Regions from separate parts of the Homo sapiens genome. Here region 1 is linked to region 2. Evidence: read pairs that join two places in POLR2A ChIA-PET (ENCODE). Cell type or tissue: GM12878. All regions are shown on one strand.

Region 1 (8,000 bases), 57 kb before region 2:
GACATTAAGAGTAAGTTAATTTGAGAAACACGGATCGGAGGTGGAAATAATTAGATATTGTCATGCTATGTCCACTCTTGATTGTTGGTCTTGCACTTTAGCTTTGACTTATAGTAATAAGATGCATGCCTGTAGTTTTTGAAATCTGAAAGTCCTTTCAATATTTGTAACAGAACCCTTAACATATAGGACTTATACTGTGTCATTTTGAAAAGAAAACTTTCTTCTGGGATAACATATTAGGCCTTTCCCTTAGTAAAAAGAAACAAATGTAACTTTCCTGACTAGAAAATTTACATCACTAAAGACAGAAAAGTTATTATTAGATTATTTTCCTTTACATGATTATCTCTGTCTTCATTCAAAATGGTGTTTTTGCCTCTCATTTCTCATAGTCCCATTTTCTTTAGGTGATGAGCAGTTTTTAAAAATTATAAATTATTTTTGTTACATACAATTTAATTTCAGTCCATCAACAAGGATTTTTTACATTTCCAGTGAATTGTACTATGTCAATAGTTCCTGTCCAAGTACAAAATGGTTTAGCAGAGTTTCATCACCAAATCTTCTTATGTCATTAAACTCATCAAGTACACCTTAGTTGTATGTCTCATGAAAATACAGATTTTTTCCAAAAAAGTATGTTAATCAGGAAATATGTCAAGTAAGTAGAAAAGAGATAGTCATACACTGAAATAGATTGCAAGAGGGAGAATACATGGAAAGAGAAAAAAACAATTACATTATTACACTGACATATATTTCTTTTCTCCTATTTTGCCTTTCAAAAGACCTGAATGGAGCTGGAAAGCTGAAGGCAATTGTTTATCTCATCACCTCCTCATGGAAGTGTATAAAACGCACTGAGGCCTAGAAGGCTTATGTTACTTTCCCTAAAACACACAGCAAGTAGCCAATAGAGACAGGCCTAGAATTCAATTTCCTGACCTCACTAATGTATTATTTAATATCCTCTGACTCTGGGCTAGAATGATATCTAGAGATCATTCACATAAAGCAATACTTTAAGTCATGAAAGAAGATGAAATTTCTCAGAATAACAATAAGAAGTGAGAAGAAAAATGTCTCAAGGCAAAATCTCAGATTGCATTAACATTCAAAACACAGGAAAAAGTAGACTCACTAATAAGGGAGATGCTTAAATGACCAGGGAGTGTACAGGAGAGCCAAGGCAAAACAGAATCATGGAAGCCAAGGAAGAATGAATTTTGAAAAGAGGGCGTATGGCATCAGCAAATAATTCAGAGGTCAGGTTTCCTCCTTGAAACCCTTTCTTCCTTTCTGTGATACATTCTCCTGGGATTTGTTTGTTTTTCTTTACCTCTCTAGTAGATCATTCAGCCTCCTTTGCTGGCTCATTTTTTCCCTGGTGTGCCTCTAATTTTTAGAATGGCTCAGGTCTGTCTTTTTTTTTTTTTTTTCAACTTTTATTTTAGATATAGCGGGTACATGTGCAGGTTTGTTACATGGGAATATTGCATGATGCTGAAGTTTGGAATATGTATCCCATCACCCAATTGGTGAGCTTAGTACATGGTAAGTAGCTTTTTAACCCAGTTTCCCCCTACCCTCTAGTAGTCCACAGTGTCTATTCTTACACTTATGTCCATGTGTGCTTAACATTTAGCAACCAGTTATAAATGAGAACATGCAGTATTTGGTTTTCAAACAATAACGAAAAGAAAGACTGTGATATCCTTTGAAAAGTTTAGAATATGTGATCATTGAAATAATTAAAATCAATTAATATATTATTTTGTAGTTTGACTTTAATTTTGAAATTTTACATATTTATTTATTTACTATTTTCTTAATGTTTAAATAGAATATATATAATTTATAATATGCTTTTTAAAACTTTTATTTTACATTCAGGGGTACATGTGGAGATTTGTTATATAGGTAAGTTTTATGTCACTGGAGTTTGATATACAGATTATTTCATTGCCCAGGTCATAGCATAGTACCTGATAGTACCTACATAAGTAGGCCCTGGTGTCAGTTTTTCTCTTCTTTGTGTCCATATGTCCTCAATGTGTAGCTCCCAGTTATTAATGAGAACATGTGGTATTTGTTTTTCAGTTCCTGCATTAGTTTGCTTAGGATTATGGCCTCCAGCTCCATCCATGTTGCTGAAAATGACATGTTTCTTTTTTATGGCTGCATAGTATTCCGTGATATAAATATACCACATTTTCTTTATCCAACCCACTGTTAATGGGCATCTAGGTTGATTCCATGTGTTTGCTATTTTGAATAATACAATGATGAACATGTGAGTGCATGTGTCTTTTGGTAGAATGATTTATTTTATTTTGGGTATATACCCAGTAAAGGGATTACTGGGTCAAGCTATAGCTCTATTTGAAGTTCTTTGAGAAATCTCTGGACTGCTTTTACAGTGGCTGGACTAATTTAGATGCTGGTAAGGTCTAGGTCCTGTATAACCCATTCTTCTCCATCTGTAGCCCCTAAATGACCTAAATTCAGGCTTATGTCTTTAATAGCATCCACATGTTAATAACTCCCAAATCTACATCTCCAGCTCTGCTTTTTCTGAGAAAGTTCTTACTTTTGTATACAAAATCTTTCTTGATATGTACGTATATATATATACTTTTCAAACTCCATAAGGGTAACTCTTGCATTTTACCCCCAACCTGCTCCTCCTCAAGTCTTCTCCATTTTGGTAAACCATCATTGTTGTTATAAGTTCAATAGGAGAAATATAGAGGGTGTTATAGAAGCATGTAACGAGGAGATGTAACTCTAACAAGGTATCAGGGAAGACATCTTAGAGAAGAGGAATTTAAGAGCCAAAGGGTCCCGAAGGTCCTGAAGGATGAGTAGGAATCTGTAATAGCATTTCTTGGACACTAAAAATTCAAGTGTTCCCCATGATTATTCTTGGTCTCTTCAGTACTACACCTAATCTACTTCTACTTAAAAACCACACCTTGAATATGTCTTCCACTTCTCCTTTTTCCCTCTCACTAGCTTAATCCTAACATCTTCAATCTAGACTCCTGCAATAATCTCCTGATTTTTCTTTCCATTCTTGATCTTCTATATTCTATTCTCCAAAGAGAAGAGGAATTTGATTTAAGACATAAATCAGATCTTGTTTCCTCCCTATCTAAAACCCTTCAGGTATTTCTATCTCAATTAAAATTAAACCCATAATTTTGCTTTGGCCCGCACAACCCAACCCTCTAGCATTTAGTCTCTACCTAATACTCTAGTGTCATCTTGCACTACTTTCTTCTTGTCAATTTCCTCCCAGTGTCACTGACTTTTTATATTGTGATTGTTCTTTAAATATTGTACAAGTTGAATCCCATTTCAGGGCTTTTGAACCGACTATTCCTTGACCTAGAAAACTTTCCCTTGGATCCTTGCAGAGGTGGTTATTCCATATCACTCACGTCTCCTTTTTTTTTTTTTTTTTTTTTTTTTTTTGAGACAGAGTTTCGCTCTGTCACCCAGGCTGGAGTGCAGTGGCGCAATCTCTGCTAACTGCAACCTCCACCGCCTGGGCTCACGCCATTCTTCTGCATCAGCCTCCCGATTAGCTGGGATTACAGGCGCCTGCCCCCACGCCTGGCTAATTTTTTGTATTTTAGTGGAGACGGAGTTTCATCGTGTTAGCCAGGATGGTCTCGATCTCCTGGTCTCATGATCTGCCCGCCTCGGCCTCCCAAAGTGCTGGGATTACAGGCGTGAGCCACTATTTATGCCACCCTGAGAGAGGCCTTCACTGAGCAGCTAGGAATTGTCTAGTACATTATTACCCTGTTTTAAATCTCTTCACAGCATACTACTATCTGATATTTTCTGTTTGTTTTCTCTGTCCATTTTCCGTTTGTTTTCTCTGTCCATTTTCCAGAAATGTAAGTTTCATGAAGAGAGAAACTTTCCTGGTCCCAGAATTATGCCACATGTAGAAGGCATTTAATATGTGTTGATTAAAATAACAACAAAATATTATTATCAGGTGGCCATTGGCTGTTTAGATATGACACTGAGTTGAAAGAGTAGTAAAATAGAATGCAAAAAGTCAAATGTTTCCAGGTCGATAAATTCTCTATTCACTTATGTGACTGACATAGGATTTGGGCTATGGAAGTGGGCAAGGCAGTCATAGGCTTTACCCATTAGGGAAAAATATTACCTGCTTGTCATTGTTGTTATAAGTTCAGTAGGAGAAGTATAGAGAGTGTTATAGAAGCATGTAACCAGGGGATGTAACTCTAACTAGGTACCAGGGAAGACACCTTAAAGGAGAGGAATTTAAGAGCCAAAGGGTCCTGAAGGTCCTGAAGGATGAGGAGGAATTTGTAATAGCATTTCTTGGTGACTAGTTGCACTGGTATGTAAATTGAATGTCATGATGTCTGAGGGAGAGAAACACCACATCTGATTGATTGCTAGTTATTAGAAATATATATCCTTCATTGAAGATGAGTGAAGTGATACATTTGGATTTCTGATAAGCCTTATGAGAGCTTAGTTAGTAGAAACACATTTTCTGAAAACTCACTAATGTGGTGTTCACTAATAAAATGGAATTTGAGTACTTGAAAATTTGGATACCAGATAGTGGTCTATTGTGAATGCCCCAAATACTAATTTCCTGTTTGACATTGCCTCTCTGTGACACAGGTTTCAACTTCCACAATTTTATGAAGGCAATGCATTATGCATTTTATGATATCCTAAGATCCAGTTTACATCTTATTCCTCCTACAATTTAGTTTAACTGACCACTGTTCTAGACAGTGCTTAGGCAGCTAACATAAGTGGGCATAATCCCTGCTTAAAGAAACTCAGTAGACAGCCGGGTGCCGTGGCTCACGCCTGTAATCTCAGCACTGTGGGAGGCTGAGATGGGCAGATCACGAGGTCAGGAGATCGAAACCATTCTGGCTAACACAGTGAAACCCCGTCTCTACCAAAAATACAAACAATTAGCCGGGCTTGGTGGTGAGCGCCTGTAGTCCCAGCTACTCGAGAGGCTGAGGCAGGAGAACGGCGTGAACTCGGGAGGCGGAGCTTGCAGTGAGCCAAGATCTCCCCACTGCACTCCAGCCTGGGCAACAGAGCGAGACTCCGTCTCAAAAAAAAAAGAAACTCAGTAAACATGTTATACACACACACACACAGAGAAAATAAGTGCAACAACTGATGTTTGTGCAGAATGTTAACATAGCACAGATGAGAGGCTCTCAGCCTAGAACATAGATTCAGGTAAGGTTACTGAAAAAGCTGATTCTTAAAGGGTAACTCAATAAATAAAAGCTGAGTAAGGGAATCTTTTCTTACCCTCTTTATAATTACGACAACGTCATCATTTGTAACATCTATTACTATTTTCTCTCCCATTTTATGCTTCAAAAAACAATTTTGAGTCATTGTTTCAATCTTGTAATGTCTGAGATCTAAGGCAAAACAATTCAACAATCAATGTTCATTTAACAATTGTTGACATTAGCAACAAAATACCTAAAAGGGATATTAGCCAATATCAACAATATTATAAATGCTGACCAAATGCCAGCCAAATAGTATTTAATCTAATATTTAGATGGAAAGTAAAATTTGCATGTACTTTTCCATTTCAAATTTGTGAAATATATATGCATGAATGTTGAAAATTTTATTTTAACTCCAAAACTGACAAATTTCATAGTCCCGATAGAAGGACCCCTTTTTCCCTAGGTTTCATAGAAGTTAAACTTCTAGTAATTTAGAAAAAAAATTATCCGTTAAACATTTTAAATTGTGACTTCTTAAAGGATGACAACTATATTAGAAAATAAGGTTAGAAAGCTTATATTGAATACTACAAATTTAAAATACAATAAGGAAAGTTGTAAGCTAGTTTTAATTTTATCGACTGATTTAAGTGGTTAAATGGCATGCAGTCCTCTCTCAAAAGCACAACTCCTAACTTAATTTTTGTTAGTCTTTGTTTGGATTGTTGATATTTACCATCAACTATGAATTTGATTAAGTGTTAAGTACTAGTTTTTTTTTATTATTATACTTTAAGTTTTAGGGTACATGTGCACAATATGCAGGTTAGTTACATATGTATACATGTGCCACGCTGGTGCGCTGCGCTGCACCCACTAACTCGTCATCTAGCATTAGGTGTATCAAAAACTTTTGAACATCTGTTGAGTTCTGTATTGTTTGATCAGTAGGTTTTCATATTGTTACTATGTTAGTAAACCTTAACTTTCCGGAAGTGCTTTAAAATCTTGTCTCAAGTTAAATGACAATGTAAACAGTAACTAGGTCTATAAAATGACAAAAGGTGTCACATTGATTCTGAACCACAAGATATTCGGTATTACTGTAGGATGACTATAATTAGAAATAATGTCTTATACAGTTTCAAATAACTAGATGGAAGATATTGAATATTCTCAGTCTAAAGAAATGATAAATGTTTCAGGTGATGGATCTGCTAATTTCCTTGATCTGATTATTATACATCATATGTACTGAAACATCACTTGTATCACATATATATTTATAATTACTGTGCCAATTATAAAATATGAAAAAGAGATAGAACTTGTATTTTTCCTACCACTCCACTTTTTTTCTGATGCAATTATCTTTCATAGCCATTGACATCAGAAAGACAAATTCTTTTCCATGTCGGCCTCAAGCAAAATTTTAAAGTCATAAATGTATGAGATTTTGACTTTATGTAAAGCCCTGACAGGACTGAATTCATAAATTTTTTGGATGGGAAGCATTCCTAAAGATCATCTAGTCAAACAGATAAAAAATAAATCAGTAAAAGGAGACAAAACTGATGTTCATGAAAGTGAAGGAATTTTCCAGTAAATCCCCAGATAGCTGGTCAGGAATTGTCTCAACATCTACGTTCTTTTCATGGCCACACCAAAGGCGATGCAAAACTATTTCATATTATTATCATTATATTCCTTTTAGTATTTTCAATAAAATAAAAGTCCAAGTTCTCTGTAAACAAAGCTTCTTTACCTCCTACTTACCTATTCTGGCTCATTTTCCACTATTACCTACTTTAAATCTTACGTTTCATGAATATTTGTATTTCCGTAAGGGAGGAGTATGTTTTCAAGCCTCTGTAGTTTTTTAAATGTTGTTCCCCCTGTCTGGACCGGCTTTCCCCACCTTTTCTATCAGACAAAGGGCTCCATTCTCATGGGTCACTTCCCACAGGCTGGGGTCAGTGTCTTCTTAGGTGTTCCCATGGAAGTACCCTTTTCTCCCCTAGCATATCACCTCTTAGAGGGAAAATATGGTACCTTGTGTTATCTTCAGATTATTAACACTTAGCACAGTGTCCAGCACATATCATGCCCTTGATGTTTTCTATTAAAGGGAATTAACAATGTGAAGCCACATTAACGTTTTACCCAAGGTTTTCATTTTACCTGAAAAATAATATAATTCATTTCTGTGCTTGATATCTAAAGGCAGAAATTTAAAAATCAAGCTCTTTTAATATATTATATTCAAATTATTTTTTAAAGTATGAATATTTAGTTTCTTCTTAAACATGATTTAAATGTATTGTACCTAATTTTTATCTCTTCTGGTTTATATGTAATATTTTCATTTCAATTGAATATACTTGGAAAAAAATTACTGCACTTAACAGCGTAATAAGAAGTCAGTTAACTCTTTTCTATTTGCAACTCCAAATCACAAATTTTTGTCATAATCATAGAAATGTAGAACTGCAGAGTATTTTAAGGATTAATTCATCCAAAGCATGTATGCTGTAGTTACTGTCAGAAAATCTGTGTATGTTGCCTTATAGCCAAGCTCTTCCAACTACTCAATGTTGCCTTTTCTGCTGAATATTCACTACAAGTTAACTGTCCTAGTTAACTTGTAGTAAAAAGGCCTAGAAAGAAAATAATTTGCTTAATTGGAAGACAGATTTTCTCCCTACTCTTAGCTTAAGAAAATAA
Region 2 (8,000 bases):
AAATACATTAAATTAATATTAGGTAGTGTGATTGCTAATTATATGTATCACCTTGACTAGGCCATGTGTTTCCCCTATAGATATTTAGTCAAAAATTTTCCTGAGTGTTTATATGGGGATGTTTTTGGATGAGATTAACATTTAAATTGATAGACTAAATAAAGCAGATTGCTCCCCCTTAACAGAGCTGGTCTCATCTAATCAGTTGAAGGCCTGCATAGAACCAAAGGCTGACCCTACTCTTCACCCCCAGTAAGAGAGAAATGTCTCACCTGAGGGCCTGAAGACCTTCAAACTGCAACATAGGTCTTCTTGGCTCTACAGCAGCTGGCTGACCTTTGGGTTCAAGCTTGTATATGACATCCGGTCTGTGGATTTTGAATTTACTATCCTCCATAATCACATGAGCCAATTCTTTATAATAAATCTCATTGTATATGCATATTTTCTATTAGTTTTCTTTCTCTGGAGACCCTTGACCAATACAGGTGATGAAATGAAATGGAAGTTTAACTCATGGAGAAAAATAGCTATGTATAATTTCTGGCCATGAAAGAGCTTGTTTATTGATTTTTAAAATAAATAATGGTATCTTTGACTCATTGTGGTGTATGGATTGTATTGAATGGATGCATTTTAAATAGTGGAGTAAAAGTTTTACTCTAAAAAAGGGTTTCACAAATGTTTTCTGTAAAGGACTTGATAGCAAATATTTTAGATTTTGTGGGCAACACAGTCTCTGTAGTAACTACTAAAGTCTGCTGCTATAGCACAAAAGGGACCAGAGACAATATGCAAATTATTGAATATTGCTGTCTTTCAATAAAACTTTATTTCCAAAAATGTGGTAGGCCTGATTTGGCTGACCAAATCAGGAAGTCAGCTAGTTTGGTAGTTGCTGCTCTGTAATATCAATATTTACACAACAGTAAAAGTTACATGTTTTATAAATTCTTAATCATATGATTAAAAATTTTAAGATACCAAAGTGAAAATGTTTGAAGAAATACACGGTTTATCAGAAGTCTTTAAGGAGGCACATGAGCAAAGAACCTTGCAGACTAGTGCCACTCATGTGAAGACTGGGAAGGAGGATAGGAGAACGTAGGCAAGTGAGAAAGCGAGAAGGTACATCCAGGGAAAGGGGCAGCATGAACAAAAACACAGGAAACAGCATGGTGTGCTCCTGCTCTTCCAATAGCTCGATGTTGTAAGAATACAACACACAACATAGGAAAGAGGAGAAGCTCAGCTGGCAGCCAAAGACCAAATAAAATAGGTTTGTATATTTTCTACTCAGGCGTTTGAAATTTATACTGTAGGTAGCCAGAAGTCATTGAAGAATTTTAAGAAACAAAGTAACATTACCTGAGGTTGTGGATATGCAAAATAGGCTTAGGAAGGCAGGATTAGAAAGAGGAAGATTATTTAGGAGACTATGGCTGAAGTAAATTGAGAACTGGAAGTGATCTGAACTATGGAGGAGGACTAGGAATGGTTTCAGATAGATCTAAGAAATATACACTAAGTGATACTGACAGGCCATCGTCATTGGTGGGTCGTTGGGCAGGTAATAGAGGAGGTGGAGGCTTCCACTGGTGATATGGAAGAAGGTATTGACAAGGATTTTTCCTTTGGTGTCAGGATGAAATATGTTGTCACCATCCGAAATACAGCCTTTAAGAAAAAGCATGAATTGACTGGTAGTGTTGAGGAAGTACACTTTCAGATTGGCATGGTAAAACAGGAATTGGATATAAGGTCTTAAAGTCATTTAAGTGATCTTGAATAGGAAAATAGATTTTAGAGTGATTTTCCTACAGCTGGTCTTAGAGAATATGAAATTGGGCCAATTTCTCCCAGAGAGAGTACAAAACGAAAAGATCAGCTGTTGAGGATGAACCCTCCAGGAATATCAACATTTAAAAGGCAGGTGAAGAAAAACCTATTAAGAAGAAGGAGGTGAGGAGCAAAGATAGTAACCGGCTCAAAATAGTATATCTTTTATTAATGTAAGTTAAATAAAGTTTTCAAAACTAGATATGAATTATCAGGGTCAAATGCAGTAGTTAAGTGAAGAAAGATAGGGTGGAAATATCCCTTGTATTTGAATTTCATCAAGTGAAATTTCAAAAAACTAACGAGAGCAAAAGCTAGTTTACATTTGTATCATGGGTGTAAGAATCCAGAACTGCAAGAAGTTCAGATGAGAAGAGGAAGTAGATAGGAAATTAAAGAAATATTTAGGGTATAAAATCCATGCCTATGAGCTGAAAAGGTAGTCTAAAGATAGAGAATCAATAAAGAAATTAGGGAGCATTGTCTTGATGAGAAAAAGTGAAGATAGATAAGGCATGAGGTGGAATAGAAGTGATAAGAGATGAATGGGATTGTAAAGTGGAGGGAGATTAAATCTAAACCTTCAAGGTTCTCATGGAAGAACAAAGGGTCAGTTTACAGAGAATGGCAAGGGACAGAAGCTGACTTAAGGCTTTAAGGAAAGTGGTGAAAATTGGAAATACACATTGAGGAAAATAGAGTTGGGCCAACCACATGCGGCAGACACTGTTAGTGTTCAGCAAACATCATCTACCTTGTCCTCTACATCGCCTGAGCATTCATGTATCTAGGTTTATCTAAACTGAAGTGATGTGTCATATTTAATATATGACAGTTTAAAAGGGGTACACTTACTCCATGCTCTCTTGTTCCTGGCTATAAAACTCTTAAAGGCCATGTGTTCCAGAGTGGAATAGCTATAAGTTGGAAGAGGGTTATCAAGTGTTACCAGAATACAACATGAGCAGAAAGTAAGCCTTATTGTTTTAGGTTACTGAGATTTGGGGATTTATTTGTTATGGCGGCATAGGTGAATCCACCATGAATAACAGAAAGGTTACCGCCAGGATTATAGATAAGAATTTGCAGGACTGGTCTATATGGTTGAGTCATTTTTAACTCTCTGTCTAAGTAAGCTGAAGAAGTGTTGAGATTTACTGGTGGGTAGGACAGACGCACACACACACACACACACACACAGAATTAAGCATTAATAAGCTGGGATAAAAGAAAGTAACAGGGAATAAGGATCTCTTTTAGATTGAAAAGCAGATATGTGAGGGAAGCTGGAGTAAGACTGAAGCATGGAAGATTATACTCAGAGTGTAAAGTTACATTTGTGGTTTTCAAGGTAGAGTGTTTCCTGGTGATGGCTAAGTTCATGGATTTTCCCTTGGGACTGTAGCTGATGTGGAAGCGACATGACAGTTAGGGTGGTCCAGAATTTTCAGGGAAATTATTGCATGACTCATCTACATACATATTGAAACAACTGAAAAAACTGAAGTTCTGATTATTTGCTCAAAATTCATCAGTCACTAAAATAAAATACAAGTCATTGTTAAAGCATTTGCTTGTTTATACTTCTTGTCATATAATGCTTTTATTGGAGGAAACAAAAATGTCTCAGAATTTTTTATGAAGTAACACTACCATAAGGCATGTAGAAGTGACTGCTGTTTGTCAAGTTGTACAATTTTAACATGACAGTTAAATTAATGTATATATTTGAATTCCTACATTTAGCTTCTACTAAATTTGAATAAGGAGATATATGGTGGACTTAACATGTGAATTTAAATTTGCATTTTATTTTCAAGGAATATTAGACTGAATTGTAATGTTATCACTGTATAAAATAATTAAGTGCAAAAGGAACTTTAGTGACAATCCGTTTGATTTTATATACTGTCAAGTTTTTGCATCTGTCCACTAAATAGTTCAATTTATGAGCTGATGTAGACATTATTTTTAACTGAATGTTTCAATGTAGTTTGTGATCTTCAAAAGTATTTCTTCTATAATTTGATGCACAACTGTAATATGATGATGATAAGTTTGAATAGATAAACCTTGACATTGAGAGAGGTATCTTAATGCCTACTTTTAAAGGTATACAAATTAGTACGGGAAAAGAAGCAATTTTAATGCAGAAGTAAGTTATAAAACCTGTAAAATTTGTTTAATAAATTTGATTTGAGTGAGTCAGTGCCTGTAGAACATAAGGAAAGAGTTAGGCTAATTAAGGAATGCAGCTAGAACATCCTGAGAGAGGGCTCTGAGAGCAGGCCATGATGAATTAGACTTGCCTTGTCACCTTTCCTGCAATCTACCCCAACAAAATAACTTTGCCAACTCTAACAGTTTTGTATGGTTTCCACAGCAAATTACTGCAAACTTAGTGTCTTAAAACAACACAAATTTATATCGTAGCTTTGTAGGGCAGAAATCTGCCACAGGTCTTAGTGGGCTAAAATCAAGGTGTCAGCAGGGCTGCAATCCTTCCGTAAGCTGTTTCCTCATGTTTTTGGTTTTCTGGAAGCCACTCACATTTGCTCATGGCCCCCTTCCTCCATTTCAGAGTCAGAAATAATAGATCGTGTCCTCACCCTGCATCTCTCTGGCCACCTCTGCTTCCAGCTTCTACCTTTAAGGACCCTTGTGATGACATTGGGACCAGCTTCATTTCTCCAAATGTCCTCCTCTCATACCTCTCCTTGCACATCAAGCTGCTCACCCTTTGTGCTTTTGCACATGCTGTTTGATTATGAAACTCCATGACCCTCCTCCTCATGATTCACTTGACTGACTATTCAACGCTCAGTTCAGGTGGCTCTTCCTTCAGAAAGCCTTTTTCCATCTACTGTCCTACTGCCCCTCCCAAGGTAAGTACCCAAACAATTTTCTCCAATAGCACTTGATTATTTTCTATCATAATAAATAGAATTCGGTTTTCCAGTTGTGTGGCATTAGTCATTTCCCTCTGTTTGACTCTGAGTTTCTTAAGAATTAGAATCATCTGTAATTCATATTTATAAGCCCAGCATCTAATACACTGTCTGCCTTTTAGCCGGGTGTTTTTCAACCTAGATCACACAACCCGTTAGTGAGTGGGTCATGGAAAAAGTTTGTGTTTGACCATTATTTATTTTTAATAACATAGAAGAGAATGCAAAATATGAGTATGAGAGATAAGGTTATTGTTTTGTAAAAATTTGTTTCAGTCATAACTGTGATTATGTTGCCATGTAAAATATATACCTTATCACTTTTCTGTGGTCATGATGAAAGGAAACCTTAAAAGCTACTACCTTGGTAATATGCAATAAATAACTGTGGAATGAATTATGCACAAATAATTACGTAGCTGATGCCAATACAGTGTACCTTGTGTCTCTACAGATTTCTGGAAACTCCTCTCAATAATGAGCCTGAACCAGATTGTTCTGATCTTCCCTTTACTTGGCTGCAGGCCTCAAACCAGTAGGGAATGTTCCCTGGAAGTTAGATGCTCCCATCTCTACTTAGTGGCTACCAAGAGGCTTATCCCAAGAAAAGCTGGGAAAGTCCCTCTTAGGAGCCTTGCCACTGATTTTTTTTTTCCCCAAGAATCTTTAGTAAAGAGTATCCCACCTCATACCACAGCCTGCAGAATGGTTACAGTGTCCATCCCTCAGCCCTGGGGAGTACTCCGATGTGCCAGAGGCTGCAAAAACACTGCTGGCCAGGCATGGAAGCCCATTCCCCTCGCCCAACAATCCTGGCACAATTCACCCAAGCTGCGAAGTGATCCTTGTCACAGATAATTGAGCTAAAAACATTAATTTAAAAAAGAGAAGGAGGTCATTTCATTATTGTTGGAAGAAAGCTCAAATTGAAGGAGTAAAGAGTCCTAGAATCAAATTTCTATTTCTTTAATCAGAACATCCTGCCACCACTATGGCTAACTTTATTTCCATGTGTTTGTTTATTTGTCACTTTTCCATGTGTTTATTTGTCACGTTTCCATGTGTTTATCTATTTGTCATTTTTCCAAAAGTACTTGAGGTAACTTAACCTCTCTGAGATCCAGTGATGTGAAGGCAGAGGAAAAGAAGGAAAAAAATTAAACAGAAAAAAAATGAACTTTTCTTTGATATGTCAAGAGAAAGTGGATCTACCTACCCTCTGCCTAATCATTTTCATGAAGTTTTTGGAATTTAATGGTGGAGGTTGCAATAGAAAGGATGAAATGTATTTCATTATCAAAAAACTCTGGGAAAATAATTTTTCAGCAATGTGAGTACTCTCTGTGTAACTACCACAGTGGGCAGAAGTTGGTCATTCTATACCTGGTTAGAACTATTTCCTGTTAGTCTCCCTTTGTTTAAGGGATATAAAAGCTGCTTCTGTGTCAGATACAGAGTACCCGAGAATATAAAAACAATAGAATACTTTTCCTCTTACATCTCTGCTTACAAATAATGAGGTTTGTTCTGAATTGTATTTTTCTTCTTTGTAGTTAAGAGCAGGTGCTGCAAACGGACTGCATTTGTTGGGGTTGCTCAGCAGGAAATTGGGGGGGCAGTGAGTGACTCACCAAAACTGAGGGATACGAAAGGACAATAGAATAACAACAGAGAAAAACATGAAGACAGAAAGGTAAGAAAAAAGATGGTTCTTAAAGTAAAAACTAGTTTGGACGTTTGGCTGAAGAATTAATTTACAGTGAAGAGCACAGAAGGGAAATAAAATTGGAATAGAGAAAAGAATGTGAAGAACTAAGCAAAAACCACTAATGTTTGATGACCTGTCAATTCTCAAATGAAAAGCAGGTGTCCTGTCTCCTAACCCAATCCTACAAAGACTCAGGGCTTCCAAAGGGAAAGGAAAGGCAGGCTTCGATTACAGCTAAAATATGCCTATATCACATTGGATGTATGCATTTTCTACTTTTGTTTTGAAGTCGCCCTGACTACATCTGTGAAGGATTTGAGGCAACTTTCCGTCTCATATATATATATTTTTTATTATACTTTAAGTTCTAGGGTACATAAGTCTATGTTTCTTTCTATCAACTGGTTACTATCTTAAATTACATAGTGTCTCCTACTTTGTCTCATCTCTAATTACTAATTAACTCACATTTTATAACTTTTATAGTAGAGTAGAGATTCTGGTTCTCCTTCTGAGATGCAGCACTAGTATGAGAAACAGTCACTTTGTACCAGAACTTTAAACTGTATCATTTGAAAATCAACAGAGAGCAGAAATCTAATTAGCCAGGCCCCCTGTGGCCGGAGCTGCTGTAAACCCTGGAGCCTCTTCCTGGCGAGGTGCTGAATGAAAGGAGTCAGAGATCAAGGCACAGCTGGGAAAGGTTAGCTCTGTCCGCAGAGTGTCTTTCCAGAGTGAGCAGACCCCTGACAAAGAGAGGGTTGATGGAAGCATGTGGTGGAGCTTTCTCGGGACATCAGGGTCACATATATGGTACAGATCCCATAGCACCTGTGACAGCATCGGTCTACCCTTTCCATGTTAAAATAAACAACTCTAGTTTCTCCTCACTCTTTCAGTTTGAGAAGAGAAATAATGGAACAATTGTGCTTTTTTCCTGGGTATCAGATGATTTTATTTTTAAAATACATATATATGTGTGTGTGTGTGTGTGTGTGTATATATATATTGCACATAGTGAACACACTGATTCGTTCTATAGAATTCAAGGAAACCAGCAGTCAGAAAGTTTTTCTCCAGAATATTATGGCTTGGAACAGTCGAGAAAAAGAATCATAGCATATTGATTATGGTACATCAGAATCATAACATTAAAAATCAGAAAAACAGGCTTTTTTTTCCCAAGAAATTTTGTCTTCTGAAATGTGTATATAAAGTATACATCTATATTTCTATGTGTTAAAAAGGTAAACTGAAGCACAATGAAATTTTTAAAGAGTTTATTTTAACCAAACAACGATGTGTGAATTGGGTAGCTCCAAACCAGAAGTGGTTCTGAAGCTTGACTGGTGAATTCAAGGGGTAGGTTTTTCCAGAGGAAACATAGAAATAAAGCAAAGAAAATATTTGATTGGTTATAGTTATACAGTTGCCTTATTTGGTCTATCCCATTGAAAAGCCTCTAGTTATATATACTTACATAAGTTTGCTGGTGGATTCTGACT

The links. ChIA-PET counts read pairs that join two places held together with the same protein. Peaks named below come from ENCODE experiments on the same cell type or tissue, not always from the same donor. Only the 100,000 strongest peaks of a DNase experiment are listed, where the experiment ranks them.
Region 1: POLR2A ChIA-PET joins it to region 2 with 13 read pairs; 2 of 35 experiments call an interaction of 5 or more read pairs at or near these places.

The regions. Positions count from the first base shown.
Region 1 is chr6:112,986,789-112,994,788 of GRCh38, forward strand. No RefSeq gene overlaps it. Among named protein-coding and RNA genes, the nearest start is that of LINC02518, 440 kb to the right of the region's middle. In GM12878, no CTCF peak of the experiment used is centred here; no DNase peak of the experiment used is centred here.
Region 2 is chr6:113,044,034-113,052,033 of GRCh38, forward strand. LOC107986636 (a long non-coding RNA gene) reads left to right here and starts at 4,639. Exons shown (of 3, transcript XR_001744308.2): 1 at 4,639-4,724; 2 at 6,341-6,480. In GM12878, no CTCF peak of the experiment used is centred here; no DNase peak of the experiment used is centred here; H3K27me3 peaks cover 163 bases.